Regions from separate parts of the Mus musculus genome. Here region 2 is linked to region 1. The links are chromatin loops, found by intact Hi-C in ENCODE. Cell type or tissue: heart. All regions are shown on one strand.

Region 1 (8,000 bases):
GGAAGGTGGATGGGATTCATTGTTTCTAAAAGGGCAGGGCCAAGGTCCTCAGTGGCTAAGGCTACAGCTCAACCATGCACCGGTTAGGGAAGAGCAAAGTTCCGATCTCAGGGCTGTGTACCCAGCCCCTAGTCACTCTTCCATGCTGTCCCCAAGGCAGGGTTAAGCCAGACCCCACAGCCCAGACCTGGTGCTTGGCAGGGATGATTGGAGATGCTTTCCATGTCGGAATGGACTCCAGATGGAGCATGGCAGGGTCCCCTCATACCACGCCGCTTCCTCTAGATGGCCGACATTGCTGAGGCCTCCCGCACATCCTCTTTGGAGCTGCAGAAGCAGCTGGGCGAGTATAAGGAGAAGAACCGCCGGGAGCTTGCGGAAATGCAGACACAACTGAAGGAGAAATGCCTGGAAGTGGAAAAGGCCAGACTGGCAGCCTCGAAGATGCAGGATGAGGTAACGCCTACCTGCCGGGAAATCCTCTCCTTTATCTCTTCTGAGAGTCAGTCCTCCAGCTTGCTTTGCAAGGCTTCTGTTGAGGGGGCTGGGACAGGGGAATGCTTAAGGAAGCTTTGGGGCTTGTTTTGTCTCTGTTCTCTAGTGATTATATGTAGGTAGCATCCTAAGAGGCAAAACTCCCACTGACACACAAGCGAAACAGGAACAGCTTTAACTGGGCCACGTTCTGGTTCGGTCCAAAGTTTTCTGCTTGAAAAGTTGAATCACCTTTTATGAGCAATGACATTGTGTCGATCTGTGTCCAAACATGTCATTCGCCTCCGTGCCTTCTATCATCCCTAGAACAAGATGGCAGGAAGTGATGAGGTTTTTTTTTTTTTAACAACTTTTTCTTTTTAAGATGACTAGGTTATTTTAACAGCCATTTTGTTTGGTTGGTTATGTGTGTATGCATGTTTCCACATGAGTGTGTCTGTTTGCATCCACGTATGTGCTGGTGCCCACGGAGAACAAAAGAGGTTGTTGATTTTTTGGAAGAGGAGTTGCAGGTGTTTGTGGGCTCCCTGATGTAGGGGCTGGGATCCAAACTCTGGCCCTCACGATTGAGAAGCAAAGGCTCTCAAGTCAAGAGCCATCTCTGCAGTCCTGACAATGGTCTCTTGACTTCTATTGGGTTAGATAAGAATCCGATAGCCATTGTAAAATAAACTAAGGACTGGGCATGTGGCTTTGTGGGGTCTAGCCTTGGTTCAGTCTCAGGAGTTTACGAATACTGACATAATTAAAACGTATTATTTTTGTTTTTTTATTATTTATCATTGCGGGCGTGTGATGTGTGTATGTGAAGATGTAAGTGAATGCGTGGAGCTCAGGGGATAACTCTGTGGAGTTGGTTTCTCTTCCCTTTCCGAGGGTTTGGGGCTCAAGCTGAGATTGTCAGGCTGGCGCGGCAAGCACCTTACCTGCTGAGCCTGCTTGGCTGCCCTAAGACACACTCTTGGCTTTATACTTAAGAATAATAGAGAAAAGAAATGCAGTGATTGCATTCTTGAGCTAGGAAGAGAAAAGTTAATGGGGACGTTGGGTGTTGGAGGCTGGGAAGCTCCATGACTACCCATTTCTGTCTGTCTGTCTGTCTGTCTGTCTGTCTGTCTGTTGTCTCCCGTGTCAGTTCTGCCCCATGCTCCCAAGTGCTAGGATCATAGGCGTGCACCCTCACTCCTGGCTGTGAGTCTAGCCTGTGCCAACTGACGGCAAGCAAGCGGTCTCAGCAGTCTCAGCATCGCCTTCTGCAAACCATTAGTAGCTTAATGCTAAACACGATAATGCAATGGTATAGTGGAGGCACCTAGGTTCTGGACATCGATACACACTGCAGTGCTCTTTCTTTCTTAACTCCACACCCCACCCCAGCCTCCAGTGCGAAGAGCCCACAGATTCCGCAGGAAAACAAGTTTTAAGGAAAACAAAAAAGAACCAAACTTTTAATTTCTTTGATGATCAAAGGAAGGTTTTCCCCTGAGTCAGTGCTGAACCCATCAAAGAACAATGGGTATTTATTACAGATTTCCAGAACAGTTCTGAGAGAGCCCTGATAACGCATCCCCTATGCCCCAGGGTTATGTGATACAGGGTTCCAAGAAAACAGACTCTGGCACGCTGACATCACCGCTCTCTTTGCTGTGAAAAGAATATTCTTTTCATTTTTAGAGCAGACGGATGGAAGGGCTCAGACATTTGCCAGAACACATCAAATACCTGGTCTGTTTTAACTTCAAAAGGCCACTGTGTCACTGTGACCCTAAACAGGGATCCACATGGCTATTTGTATAAACATTTTGAGGCTGGACACTTCAGTGGAGAAGGAAGCATGAAGATCCTCTTCACAGATAAGGAAGCAGATGCGGTAGGGCCAGACGCTACCATTCTGCCTGTGGTGTGAGACACCCGGGTCAGGTGAGGGTGGCCTTTGACCTTTAGGAGGTAAGGCTTAGAGTTCGTCTTTAGTTCATTTACTTAATCCTGCTAACAACTTAAAGGTGGTACTGACAGGTTAAAAAGGTATTTGCTTACTGGCATTTTTATTAGTAGATAAAATAATTTATACGACAATTTATTATCGTATTAACAAATTATCTGCTAATTTATTAGCAGGTTGATTCATTTATACGGTAGTGGGTCTCGTTACGACATCTCACATGTGGATCTCCTGTCTCTTGATCCTGTTCACCTCAGCACCCTCTCTGGTCTCCTCACTCCTGCTGATCCCCTTTGCCCATCTGGCCCTCCCACTTTCCCGTTGGTGTTGGTCCCTGTCACGTTAAGGTTGCTCTTAGGAGCCTGGACAACTCAACAGCAGCTACACCACTGAAGAAAAGCTGTTGTTCTCTCCATGAACAACAATTAGCTGACTTTTAAATCCTCAGGGAGGGGCGGGGCCGTGTGAGCTCCTCCAGCTCTGTGATGGAAGGTTGGTCGCTCAGTCTCGTCCCAGCTGCTTAGTGCAACGACTGCGCCTTGCTGTGACAGTGCTCCAAAGCATGGCACCCCTTCCCTGTCTCATCCATTTTTTCTGTCTCTTCTGTGATACCCCTGGGATGGGGTAAGACAGGTGTCCCCTTTAGGGCTTTCTGTCTTGCTTATTATTATCTGAGAGCAAGTTACTCTTGGACACTCTGTGGGGAACATTCCTTACCTCAAATGCTTGGTGCTAGGAGTATTTCTGATCTCAGAGATCTTGAAGTTATTTGTGGAGATTTTTACTTGTTTGCCATTTCCAATCTCAAAATCCACAATGCAGAATGTTTTAGCTTTGGATTCGGAGTCAAATGCTCCAAAGTTTTGTCTTTTTTTTAAGGATTTATTTTATGAATATAATTATTTTTCCTACATGTATATTCTTGCACCACATGTGAGCCTGGTACCTAGAGATGCCAGGAGGAGGGAGGCATCGGATCTCCTGGAACTGGAGTCACTGATGGTTGTGAGCTGCCGTGTGGGTACCAGGAGCCAAACTCATGGTTTTAACCACTGATCAGTTTCTCTCCAGCCCTGCATTTTGGGCTTTGGAACTGGGGGTGATCAGGCGTGCTAACTGTTCTCTCTGAGTTACTGAGTGCTCTTGGGAGGGCACTTAAAGGTGTTAGGAGATGGATCCCCAGCCCCTGCTAAGTGGAGGTGGTGGCAGGGGGTAAAGGAAGAGAAAGAGGAAGAGGAAGAGGAGGAGGAGGAGGAGGAGTTGGTGGTGGTGGTGGTGGTGGTAGCAGTATGGTAGGTATTAGGAGAGGTGTGCATGGTGTTTCAGAGGATGCCAAGAAGGAAATTGTTTATTTGATTAGCATTCTTTGTGATCACTAATTTTGGGTAGCATCTAATTCTCAGATAAAGTACATTTTAACATTTTCCCTATGTTGCAATGGGGACATTGACACTCAGAGAAACGTAGTGTTTCTCTGCAGTGAGTGGTGTATCAGGTCCAGAGAGCACCCCATTTTGTGCTCTCTGTGGATGACTGCCCTGTGCTCTCTCTGTTTCACTCACCATTGATGCCCAAACCAGACCAGGGCCTGTGTCTAGAAGTCATTTTCTCCCAAGTGGGACTGTGCTAGAAGTGGCTGGGGCTCCCCATTGTACTGGAAACGAGCATCTTCATCTCCGTCAGAATGCAGTGCTGGACTGGGGTCTTCTTATGCTAGCCTGATCCTTCAGAGCTTCCCCGGCTTTTCTGTGGACTCCCGCAAGGAATAAACCTCTGTGGTGTTCCGTTGTTAGCTCTGTGTCTACTCCAGGAGGGTTTGACATTGGCAACCAAAGAGCTAGGGTTGAGCCTCATTGAATCAGCAAGCCAGGTTGATTTTGGCATTTCCCTTGCTAGTGTCATGGCCTGGCTCCTGAGACTCAAACTGTTGTTGTACATTCTTCAAAACTATTATATGAGCGCCACCTTGTGGATGAAAAGAGCACTGTCGTTATGGGTGACCATTTTTTTCTACACAGCAATGGTTGTTACCAAATGAGTATGATTTTGTTCTTGGATTTTGTGCCTGCAGTTGCTTAGAGATCATTAATTTAGTTTTTATTTTAAAACGTTAAACCTCTCTTAAGACAGTGCTGATACAAGAACGCTTAGCTACTTAAGTGACTGTCAAGTGGCTTTGACCACAGCCCACCTAATGACACGTCCATCCATCCAAATATGTTAATATATAATACAAAAACACCACAGTGCTTGTTCATACTTTATTGTGTGTGTTCTATGTAGTTAAAATACTAGTCCACACCTAATCAATTGACTTTATAACCCAACAGTGTACTTCTTACAAAGGAAAACCACTCTTTTTATAACATGGGAAATTGAAGTCTAGAGAGAGGTGGGGTTTGCCCCTCTTTGCTTTGGGATGGGCCTGTGCGCTCTGTTTTCTGGCCTCCTTGAGCAAGACATGCACATGGTATGCAAACCTGTATGCAGGCATGTGTTCTCTATCATTGCCAGAGCTATCCAATATCATTTCAATTCCTTGCCATTCCCACTGCCCAAGGGACCTTCACACACGCTCTCCTTCTAGTTACGCCTCAAGGAGGAAGAGTTGCAGGACTACCAGCGAGCTGAGGAGGAGGCGCTCACAAAACGGCAGCTTCTGGAGCAGTCGCTGAAGGACCTGGAGTATGAGCTGGAGGCCAAGAGCCACCTCAAGGATGACCGCAGCCGACTCATCAAGCAGATGGAGGTGTGTGGGTACCCGGGCTGGAGCCAGGCTGAGGGCACCTAGGGGGCGGGAGCCAGGCTGTGGGCACCTAGGGGTTGGGAGCCAGGCTGTGGGTACCCGGGCTGGAGCCAGGCTGAGGGCACCTAGGGGGCGGGAGCCAGGCTGTGGGTACCCGGACTGGAGCCAGGCTGAGGAGAACACGTCTGGGCCACCAGGGGGATATAGGAAGCCTTGGGCTTTCACTCTTTCTAGCTTGATGTAATCAAGACCCTTTCTTTGGAGTGGGGGGCAGCTTATCATGTTGTAGAGAGTTACGCAGGAAGGAATTGATCTGTGATTTAGCCTAATGGCTTCATTGCTTTGAAGAGGATATAAGTTATTCCCCAAAGAAATTAGCTGATGGTGTTGTGTCCCTTAAGTAATGGTTCCCCTACAAAGGCTCCAAGACTGCCAACTGTCCAGTCAGGTTCCACACTGTGCCGTAGACCCCAAACCACCCTGCACATCGGGGACCACTGACCAAACCACAGAGTCCAGTCTCATTCCTGGCCCATCTTCCTGAGTGTGTATGTATCATTGCCAGAGTTATCAGCAAACTGTGGTCCAATTCATTGCCATTTCCCAGTCCCAAGATAGTCTGTCTGCAACTGCCCAAAGCAGTTACCAGCTGGGGGTGAGTATTTACAAGCCTAATACTCAACACTTGAGAGAAACCCACACAAAGAAATACCAGGACTTCTGAGATGACAGGAAAACCTGAATTGCTAAAGAGGAATAATTTGTGAGAGTGGAATGACCCTAAACCAGAAACACACATGTGTTCTGCTCTCCAGTGGAATTCAGAGAGTAACAGAGAGACTGAGTTTGATAAAAGACGGGCCTGGTGCTCAAGGCCAGCAAAGAAGGCTTAAACTCAAAAATCAATGAATTCCTCATTCAGCTTTGTATATAAGCAGAAATAGCTTTTAAAACCTCCAGGGTGCTTTGCAGTTTGTATCTAGGAGTGAAGTTTGAACTGGTGGAGATTTTATGAGATAGGCCTCTCTCAGACCAGAGAAAACTGATGGCAGTTTTATTGCTTTGTTTATGGGGTTGCCATATTTTTTTAGTATCTTACTCCTGATCTCTTTAGGGAGTCATTTTTGGATAAGCTAAGGTCAACCTAGTTAACTAGAAATGGATCATTCTAGGGCCTAAACAACCTGGTCAAAGGCAACTGGATGAGCTACGGAGATGGCTCATTGTAAAATATATGCCGTATAAGCCTGAGGACCTCTGTTCAGACCCCTAGTGCACATGCAAAACAGAGATCATGCCAGTGGGCATCTGTAATCACAGTGCCAGAGAGGCAGAGATAGGAGGGTCCCTGGGGCTGGCCAGGTCGTTCCTAGACAGAGAGTGAGTGAGGAAGACACCAGGTATGCGCACGCGCGTGCGTGCGCGCGCGCGCGCGCACACACACACACACACACACAAACGTCAAGTGGAAACCAATCAAGTAGCAAACAAAGACCCTTGGTATGATAGGCCCTGGCTTAGACCTCAGATATTGTCTGGACAGTATGGATTGGGAGCAGGAAAAAGAGCCTAAGTGATTTGGGGCTCAGCAGTTAAGAGCACACAATACTCTTACAGAGGACCCAAGTTCAGTTCTACCCCGTGGCCAGTTCAGAGTTTCCTGCAACTCCAACTCCAGGAGATCCAATGAGCGCCCTCTTCTGGCCTCTGCTGACACCTGCACTCACACGCACATTCCCTCACCCAGATGACTAAAAAGAAAGAAATGGATCTTTAAAGATAAGTGATTTGGGGCTGGAGAAATGGCTCAGTGGTTAAGAACACCGACTGCTCTTCCTAAGGTCCAGAGTTCAAATCCCAGCAACCACATGGTGGCTCACAACCACCTGTAATGAGATCTGACGCCCTCTTCTGGTGCATCTGAAGACAGCTACAGTGTACTCACATATAATAAAATAAAAATAAAAAAAAAAAAAGATAAGTGATTTGAGCTGAAATCAGATTGAGTTGTCAGATTATCTCCTTTGAGGCCAGAATATTCAGACTAACAAGTTATTTCCTTTGGGTCACTGAAGGTCTTGAAGTAGTGGTGCAGCCAAACACCACTGCAGGCGGTGTTTCTGCACTTTTGTTCTTCAGTTCTGGCCTCGGGGCTCCTGCCATCATGGAAGGCATCTGAGAGGTGTTGCTCTCAGAGGTGGCAGGGCCGTACGACTTGTGCCTTTTCCATTCCTTCACTGAGACGTAGCTAATGCTCAGGTCTCAGGCGCTCCCCACAGGAACAGTTTCTGTAAATTCAGCTGCAGGTGGTTGAAGTTCTGTAGATATTTTGCAATTTCTGAGTATTCTGCATGGATGGGCAACTTCAAACAGCAGCTGGCCATGCCCTGAGTAGTTTCTGGGACTTTCTACTCCTAAGGGAGAGCTTTTGGGTTTCTTTAGTTTTTTTGTTGTTTGTTTAGATTTATTATGTATATAGCATTCTGCCTGCGTGTATGTCTGCAGGCCAGAAGAGGGCACCAGGTCTCACTATAGGTGGTTTGAACTGGGGACCTCTGGAAGAACAGTGCTCTTAACCTCTGAGCCATCTCTCCAGCCCTCTTACTGTGTATATGTGCATGTGTGTGGAGGATGGAAGACACTTTGTAGAGTCAGCTCTCCATTTTCACATGGGTCCTGGAGTCTGAACTCTAGCCTCCGTCTTCACAATAAGTATATTTACCTGGTCAGCCATCTCAGTGGTCCTCCCGGGAGGCTTTGCTCACCACTTGATATAGCCGTTCGTTCACAGACAGTTCATCAGTCACACAAAGAGCT
Region 2 (8,000 bases), 51 kb before region 1:
CTTTTGCCACTGCCTCAAGCCAAAAACCTCTAAAAGGCGGTTTTACCACTGCCAAGTACAAGGCACCTTATCTGGCCCGAACCCGAGCACTGAATGTCTTAAATCAGTGGAACTCTTGGTGAAAACTGGCAGATTACATCAAGAACCTTTTACTGATATTCCAAACAGATTCTGGGTAATCTTTCTTTTTTTCATAGACACAAACAGCCATTTGGCTCAGCAGACAGGAGTTCACCAGTGTCTTGGTTGTGTGTGTCAGGGTGAGCTGGACCTCCTCTGCAGAGCTATGTATGGTAGGTCCAGCTGTTATGTGGCCTGTTCCCTGTCCCTTCTGATGGAGAGGGGTCTGCATAGGTGGTTAGCAAGGGGTCTCTGTGAGTCTTCTAAAGAACTGCCCCGGGCTTTGCCTCCTTGTTTTCCTACAGTGTTCTCTGACAGTTCCTGTATAGGTTTCCATTTTTGAAACGGTGATGTCCTCTTTCTACTTTGATTTGGTGTTTGTTGGGGGGATATGAATCACTGCTGGCATGGGATTACAATGAATATTGTCCCACGTCACAATGGTGATGGGGTTGGCTTCTCTTTCTCATTTCTAGCCTTCCTTTCTCTATTGAGAGTGCAGAAGAGAAATAGTTTGGTAAGCTTTCTTGAGCAGAGCGTCAGCTCAAATCCAGTTCCCTGGAAAGGGAGACTCTGGGGCTGGAGAGAGACCTCAGTTAGTGAAGTGTTTGTCGTGTAAGAGTCAAGACCTGTTTGCTCTCCAAAACCCATGTGAAAAACTTGGGCGTGGTGATCTGTGCTTAGAATCTCATTTGCTGGTTGGGTGGAAATAGATCCCTGGGGCTTCCAGACCAGGAAGGCTACCTACATGGTGAGTTCAAGACCAGTGAGAGACCCTCTCTCAAAGACAAGGTAGTGTCCTCCTGAGGAAGGACACCTGAGCTTGATCTCCGGCGTCCACGTGCCTGTGCAGAGCTATGCACTCCCACACACTTGAGTGCACACACATGCATGCACACACACAAATACTTCCCGTGTCGCCTCTTGGTCTTCACAGTATGCAGAGAGCTAGCATTGTTAGAGATTTAATTCTTGGCTTTATCATTCCTACCCTCTTAAGGAATACATTTGTTTTCCACTTGACATCCCCAGGGGGTTAAATTTTATGGGTTAGAAGGATGGACACACTAGGGAGAGGTCAGGCCCTGACTATCCCAAAGTAGTTTTTTTTTTGTTTTTGTTTTTGTTTTTTCGAGACAGGGTTTCTCTGTATAGCCCTGGCTGTCCTGGAACTCACTTTGTAGACCAGGCTGGCCTAGAACTCAGAAATCCGCCTGCCTCTGCCTCCCGAGTGCTGGGATTAAAGGCGTGCGCCACCACGCCCGGCTCCAAAGTAGTTTTGGAGTGTTAAAAGATTCCATTTATGTGGAAAGATTGTTCCTTACGAAAACAAATCTCATTGTGTTGTTACAAGTTCACTTTGACTAACTCGGCATCTAAGGACTTCAGAGAGTTTGAGGATGGGAAAAAGACATTTTTAATTTTGTACCAGGAACTACGGTCTTCTCAGTCATTAGACTCTTTCTGAATGTGTAACACGTAGCAGGGACCCAAGTGAATGGATGAGGGAGAAGGAGGGCTAACCTGAGGGAGACTGTCCTTGCCATCCCTGTTATTTTTATTTATATTATTTTTTAAAAGGGGACTTTGATCTTTATATTGACTTTATTTTAGATTTACTTTTATGTCATGTTCATGAGTGTCTTACCTATATGTATGATGTGTGCCATATGCGTGTCTATGTGTCCCTAGAGGTCAGAAGAGGGCATTAGACCCCCTGAAACTGGAGTTATGAACTGCCATGTGGTATTAGGAACCCAACCTGGGTCCTCTGCAAGAACAACAAATGCTCTTAACCCCTCAACCATATTTCCAGACCCTGTTTGTATTGTTTTTAAATACAAGATGAGCATATTGATTTTCTGAGCATTTGCCAAGGGCAGACGATGGTACTTGGTTCTGTGATGGCTGCAAAGATAAAGCCAGCGGAGTCTGTTCATGGCAGTTGAAACAAGTAGCACTCAGGCCAATTACAGGGAAGCCTGAGTGTCCTGGCGGGAGGTGGAGACAACGTGCTACAGTAGAAGTGAGAGAGAGACCCAGAGTGTGGGCTGGGGGTGAGGATGGTGGCAGTCGGGAATATTTCACAACAGGGCAATGTCCAAGTTGGGCTGTGAATACTGTTCAGACACAGGGCCATGGAGGCTAAGGATGTGTTTGTCCTGAATAGAGCATCAGCAATGTTTGTGGAAAGGGAGGCACATGGTCTGGACTGGGACTGGGAGACATGGTGGTGGTTATGGGTAAGGAGTAGTTTAAGAGGTAGGGGCCATTCCAATGCAAGGACTGGGTTTGGATCCCAGTTCATTGAAACCAACTGTCAAAAGCACAGCATGTCTGGAATCTCCAGAACCATTTAAATGAGGCCTTTAGATTCACAATATTAAGAAGTGGTTCAAATAGCTGCTGCTGCTGCTGCTGCTCTGTGTGTGTGTGTGTGTGTGTGTGTGTGTGTGAGAGAGAGAGAGAGAGAGAGAGAGAGAGAGAGAGAGAGACCTCTCTAACCTACTACTTGTGTATACTTGAGAGAATAACTTAACAGAAGAAAGATTTATTGTGACTTGTGGTTTCAGAGGGTTTGGTTCATGGATTCTGGACATCATGTGTTCAGTTGGAACACTGTACCTCTGGATGAGTGGAATGAATGCCTTCACATCATGGCAGACAAGAGGAGGAGCCTGGGAGGAGTCAGATATGAGCTGCCTCCAAGGATCTGCTCACAGCCACTGACTTCCTCTGGCTAGGCCCTCAGCTTGTAGTTTCTGGATCTCCCTAGATAGTGCCATCAGTGGATGGCCTAGGCTTTCACAAACAGGCTGCAGGGGACAGCTCATATCCCAACCATAGCAGAAGTGTTATCATGATTCTGGGTCCTAGTTTCTTCTGCTATGATAAAGACCATGACCAAAAGCAACCTGGAGAGGAAAGGGTTTATTTGGTTTTTATTCTCTGATCTCAGTCCACTATTGAGGGAAGGCAGGACAGGATTCAGGTTAGAAGCCAGTCTATGGGCAGGTTCCTTCCAAGTGGCAGGTCAACCAAGGGTCACGTGGGAAATCCAGTGTTAATCTTGTGATCTGTGGACTTGCCTCTCTTCAGACATGACTATAATTCGGTATTAAAATTTCATTGCTTTCTTCTCTAAGAGAGCCAGGTTAACCGGGGAGAGCCATGAAAACTAATTTCCTTAGCATTTTAACTTCAAAACAAAAATCAATTTATATTAAATGACAGGTCTTGAGCAGTGGATTAACTGTGCCTGGAAAAGAAAAATGTCTCCTTTCAGATGCAGGAGAGCCTGGAGCAGCTCTTCTCATCCTGTGGGCTGTGACCCCTTGGGAGCAAAGCATCCTCTCACAGGGGTCTCCTAAGACAACCAGAAAACACAGATATTTACATTAGGATTCATAACAGTAGCAAAATTACAGTTATGAAGTAGCAGTGAAATAATTTTATGGTTGGGGGTCACCACAACATGTGGAACTGTCTTAAAGTGTTGTAGCATTAGGAAGGCTGAGAACCACTGGCCTAGAGAGACATAGGCATGGTCCTTAGCAAAAGTAGAAGCTAAGATTCATATCCAAAAGCACCTTTCATAATTGTGTGCCTTTAATCCTAGCACTTGGGAGGCAGAGGCATTTTGAGTTCTAGGCCAGCCAGGGCTACATAGTGAGAACTTATCTCAACAAATTAAAAAATACCTTTTATTCTCTAGTGTTCTCTTTCTCTCTGAATCTTTTCATAATTATACTGGTTTTCTGCCTCCTATATTGATTAAAAAGTGTGTAAATAAGGCACCCGTTTAAATGGGTTTCAAAGGCCTTGTTTTATGGCTCTGACCCTGATAATCGTTGCATCTGGAACTTCATGCCCATCACAAGGAAACTCCAGACCTGCTAGCTGACATGTCTCAGCAAACAGTATTCCTGTGAGTCACTTTGGTGTGTTGACTGAGCTGCCTAGGTCATGTGCTGTGGATTATAGAAGACAGTGTTAGGAAGTTCCAGATATGGGTGTCTTGTGTGTGTGGATGTGGTGTGTGTGTGTGTGTGTGTGTGTGTATGAGTGCTGGTGATATTGTCAATGCAGGATGATATGGAAGTCAGAGGTTCAAATCCAAGTGTTTTCCTCAGTTACTTTAACACATTATTATTTGAGACAGTCTCTTACTGAACTCAGAAGCCACCATTTTCTCTAGGCTTGTTGACCAGTGATTCCCCAGGAGACTCCTGTTCCTCCCTTGGGGTATCGAGGTTATAGATAGGCATGGCCATACCCAGAGTCTATGTGGTGCCGGGGTCAAACCCAGGTCCCCATGCTGTACAGCAAGCACTTTCCCCACTGAGCCACCTTCTGGCCCCATGACCTTTTCTGAGGCAATGACTCATCTGTCATCAAGTGTCTGGCTGTGTTTCATGTGCTAGCACGGTGCTGGTTCCAAAGACTAAGGCAGCCAAGCCATGGGCTTGGACTTGAGAATCGTTTGTGGACTTGTGGGAAGGAGAATTCACAAGTAAAAATGTCCTCAATGTTATAGGTGCTGCCGCTGCTGCGGTCTGAGCTGGGTAGGAGAGCAAGGTGGGAGGACTGCTCTTAATAGCAAAGTTCCAGAAACAGAGGGTTCTCTCTGACTTGACACCCTCAGTGCTGTCACCAGAGCAAATCTTAGAACAAATTGTCTTTTGTTCAAGAGTTTTTGGACCTTAGCATCCTGTGAGTCTGTCTGTGTTGTGTGCTCAGCTCCTTCAGCGAAGCAGGGTCATAGCAAAAGTTGCTGCAAAGTTTAAATCACACGATGGAAAAAGAATATTGGCCCAGAGAAATTGCTTCAAATATATTTTATTATGTACAAAAAATAAATTAAGAACCTGGGAATGTAGCTCAGTTGGTGGAGTGTTTGCCTAGCGTGCATGAAGCCAGGGGTTAGTTAGTCTCCAGCACTGCATAAAACCAGCACACCGATACAGGCCTATAATCCCAGTACTTAGGAGATGGAGGCAGAGGATTGTGAATTCAAGGTCACTCTTGGCTTTGTAGTGAGTTAAAGTCAGATTAGGCTAAATGAGAACTTGTCTCAAAAGACAACAGCAACAACACCTTAAAACTCAATTCGTTTCCTGTTCCCGTTAAGACTGTGTGAGGTGGGCCCTCATAGAAGGGACTGTTTCCAAGGACAGCAGCAAAAGGGCTGTCTGCTAGGTCTGCTTGAGGGATTTACTGCTGCTGCTGAGGGGAGGATGCTGGCTTTGGTGTTACAGTGCAGGAAGATTGGCTGAAGGGTTTCACCGGGAGGGCTTGTCCCAATGGAGGTGGGACGTTTGGTAGCATCTACTGACTGTACTGAGTATCACGAGTGCAGTTTACAGCAGTCCCAGTGGGGTCCTGAGGACAAGGCTTTCAGGACACTCAGCCTTCCGCTGACCCAGAAAACCACCACAAATTCATATGCAGTGTGAAGAGAAAGTGTGGAGACTTAACTAGGTGGGAAAGAGGTACAAAACCTGAGCTGACCTCAGAAGAATATCAGAGCAGCCTGCTCTCAAACACACGCTCTGCCCCTCACTTCACCCTTACACTTGCTGGGTGGGGAGGTGAGCGTTCTCCCACTTCTCCTCTGTGATGGGTAGGGTGGAGGGCATCAGGATTAAGCAACACAATTAGTTTGATGTTAAAAAGTTCACGTCCGTTCTAACCACGTGAAATGGATCTGTTCAATGAATAATCCACGTATAGGCATTCATTTGTTCTGGGCACTGTGCTGAGTTACAGGGATAAAGTGAACAAAAGAGACTAGATAGTCATTGACTATATATAAAACCATGTGTGTAAATATGTAATTCCATTGTGGCAAGTGCTCTCAGTTAATGGATGGCAGGAAGGAAAAGTGATGGAGATCTGAAGGGCAGAAAGGAGTTTGATGAGTTATTCTCCACCAATGAAATGAGCCAATTCAAGCCAAGTTGAAGTATATGAAGGCAGGTTTATTGGGAAACAGCTTTATGGTGGGTTCACCGAGGGGAAGGGGAAGAGAAAGAGGAAGAGAGAAAAAAAGAGCACATACATGCGGAGAGAGAGAAAGAACGACATGTGAGAGCCCATAAAATGCCTGGATTATATAGGGAATAGTGTCTTGGGGAGGGGAAGCCCAGCCCCTGTGCTGCAAAGTTCAGGGCAGAGGGTGGGGCATATCAGCCATACCCTGTAACAGGTAGGGACTGAGGGATGCGCAGAGAACCTAGAGGCCAGTCCGCTTTGGTATGTTAAATATACACCTCAGCCGATTGTCTCAGATCTGAGACTCAACAGAGTTAGATATATTAAAATCAGAAATTACAGAATGGTCCCATCAAAGGAAATAGCCTGTGCAAGGTGCTGGCCTGTGGAGAGAGTGTAGGCTGTTAGGATACTCAGTGAAGTCAGTGAGGCTGGCCTGGGGGCAATGGAAAATCTGGGGAGAGATGAAGTGGGAAGGGGAAGGCAGGCCATTCAGGTCCTGGGGTACATCTTGCTGATTCCTTTCTTATAGTTAGTAGGAAACTAAAGATTATTGAATATGGGAGATGGGAGAGAGAGACAGACATAGTGAACTGAGCAGGGGATGGAGGGAAAGGCGAAGAGGGAGATAAGGGGAAGAAAAAGGAGAGGTGGTAGAAGAAGGAAGAAGAGAGTAAATGGAGGTGAGGAAGATGAGGGGAGGGAGGGAGGAGAGAGACAGAGACTAACAGACAGAGATAGATCCAGAGCCTGAGAGAGAGGCTGAGACTTTTAGATGGATTTGGGTATATTCCTTTTGGAGCAGCAGAGCTTGTTTTCCCAGTGAGTGTTGAGGGACGCTTGTTCCTACAGACACTTCAGGCCTGCTGCTCTGAGCCTCTCCAGCTCTGTTTTTGTAAGATTATTACCCATTTCCTCTCTGCTGGTTTCAGAAGAGGAGGGGAAGGAAACAAATCAGGGATGGGTCCATTCCACTTGGGACTTAGTCATGCTGACTTTGTAAAACGTGAAAGTGAGTGGGTCAGTTGGCAGGACTCAAGCCTGAAGGGACAGCTTCGGTATGTAGGTGAGGAAGACGTTGTTTACTTACTGTCTGTTAAGTCTGTTAGAATGGAGCTTTGTGGGAGTCCTAGTCCTCCAGCATCCATCGCCTGAGAAATATGGATTACATGCCTGTGTGCCTCCACTGCTCCATTTTAGGGGCTGAACCCAGGGTATTTGGTACAGCTGGCTGATCCTACCTACTGAGCTGCATCCCGGATGGATTTGCATTTAAATATCTTCCAACATTTCAAAGGTTTCCCAAGTGGGATAAATAGCCTGAGTTCTTTGGATTCTCACAAATATTGCCTGGAGTCCAGAGTGTGAATGAGAAAGAAGCCATGACTACTGATGGAAGGTGTCAAACCAGCAGCATTTCCTGGTGTAGATATGGTCAAACCACAGGAATGAGGGAGTGCTGGAGAGCGGCTATTTAAATAACGGAGGACAATCACAGACATCCAGTCCTTACGATCTGGGAGAGAAAAGCTTTATCAGAAAACTTGCTTAATTTGCCCCACCCACCCACCCTCCCTCCCTCCCTCCCTCCCTCCCTCCCTCCCTCTAAACCCTGTCTGGTGGATGTTTTTCTGAAATCTTGCCAAGATCACTAATTAGATTTCTATTTGGTGGAAGAATTTGGCATTATCATTTGATCATTTTAGGTGGAAAATGGAACTTGTCATGTGCTCTAAGCCCATTGTGTGAGAATCAGCATGGACATAGGAATGTCTGCAGCAGCAGAGAAAACCAGGCTACCGATGGCATCATGGGAGCACAGCTCTAGGGTGGCCTCCAGTGATCTTGCCCCTTTGGAGCCTCTTTCTACATTGACTGCTGTTATA

What was found. Hi-C counts contacts between places; a loop is a spot of excess contacts. Peaks named below come from ENCODE experiments on the same cell type or tissue, not always from the same donor. Only the 100,000 strongest peaks of a DNase experiment are listed, where the experiment ranks them.
Region 2: a loop joins it to region 1, with 2.2 times the contacts of the local background. A loop is called at or near these places in 4 of 42 quality-filtered maps.

Annotation. Positions count from the first base shown.
Region 1 is chr9:71,642,678-71,650,677 of GRCm38, reverse strand. It overlaps Cgnl1 (cingulin-like 1), which reads left to right. Exons shown (of 19, transcript NM_026599.5): 12 at 286-456; 13 at 5,025-5,186. Among named protein-coding and RNA genes, the nearest start is that of Myzap, 54 kb to the right of the region's middle. In heart, CTCF peaks have their summits at 4,414 (motif pointing left) and 6,881 (motif pointing left); a DNase peak (open chromatin) is centred at 4,287; H3K27ac peaks cover 413 bases.
Region 2 is chr9:71,693,478-71,701,477 of GRCm38, reverse strand. All of the region lies in intron 8 of Cgnl1 (cingulin-like 1), which reads left to right. Among named protein-coding and RNA genes, the nearest start is that of Gm51713, 68 kb to the left of the region's middle. In heart, no CTCF peak of the experiment used is centred here; DNase peaks (open chromatin) are centred at 40 and 4,507; H3K27ac peaks cover 4,826 bases.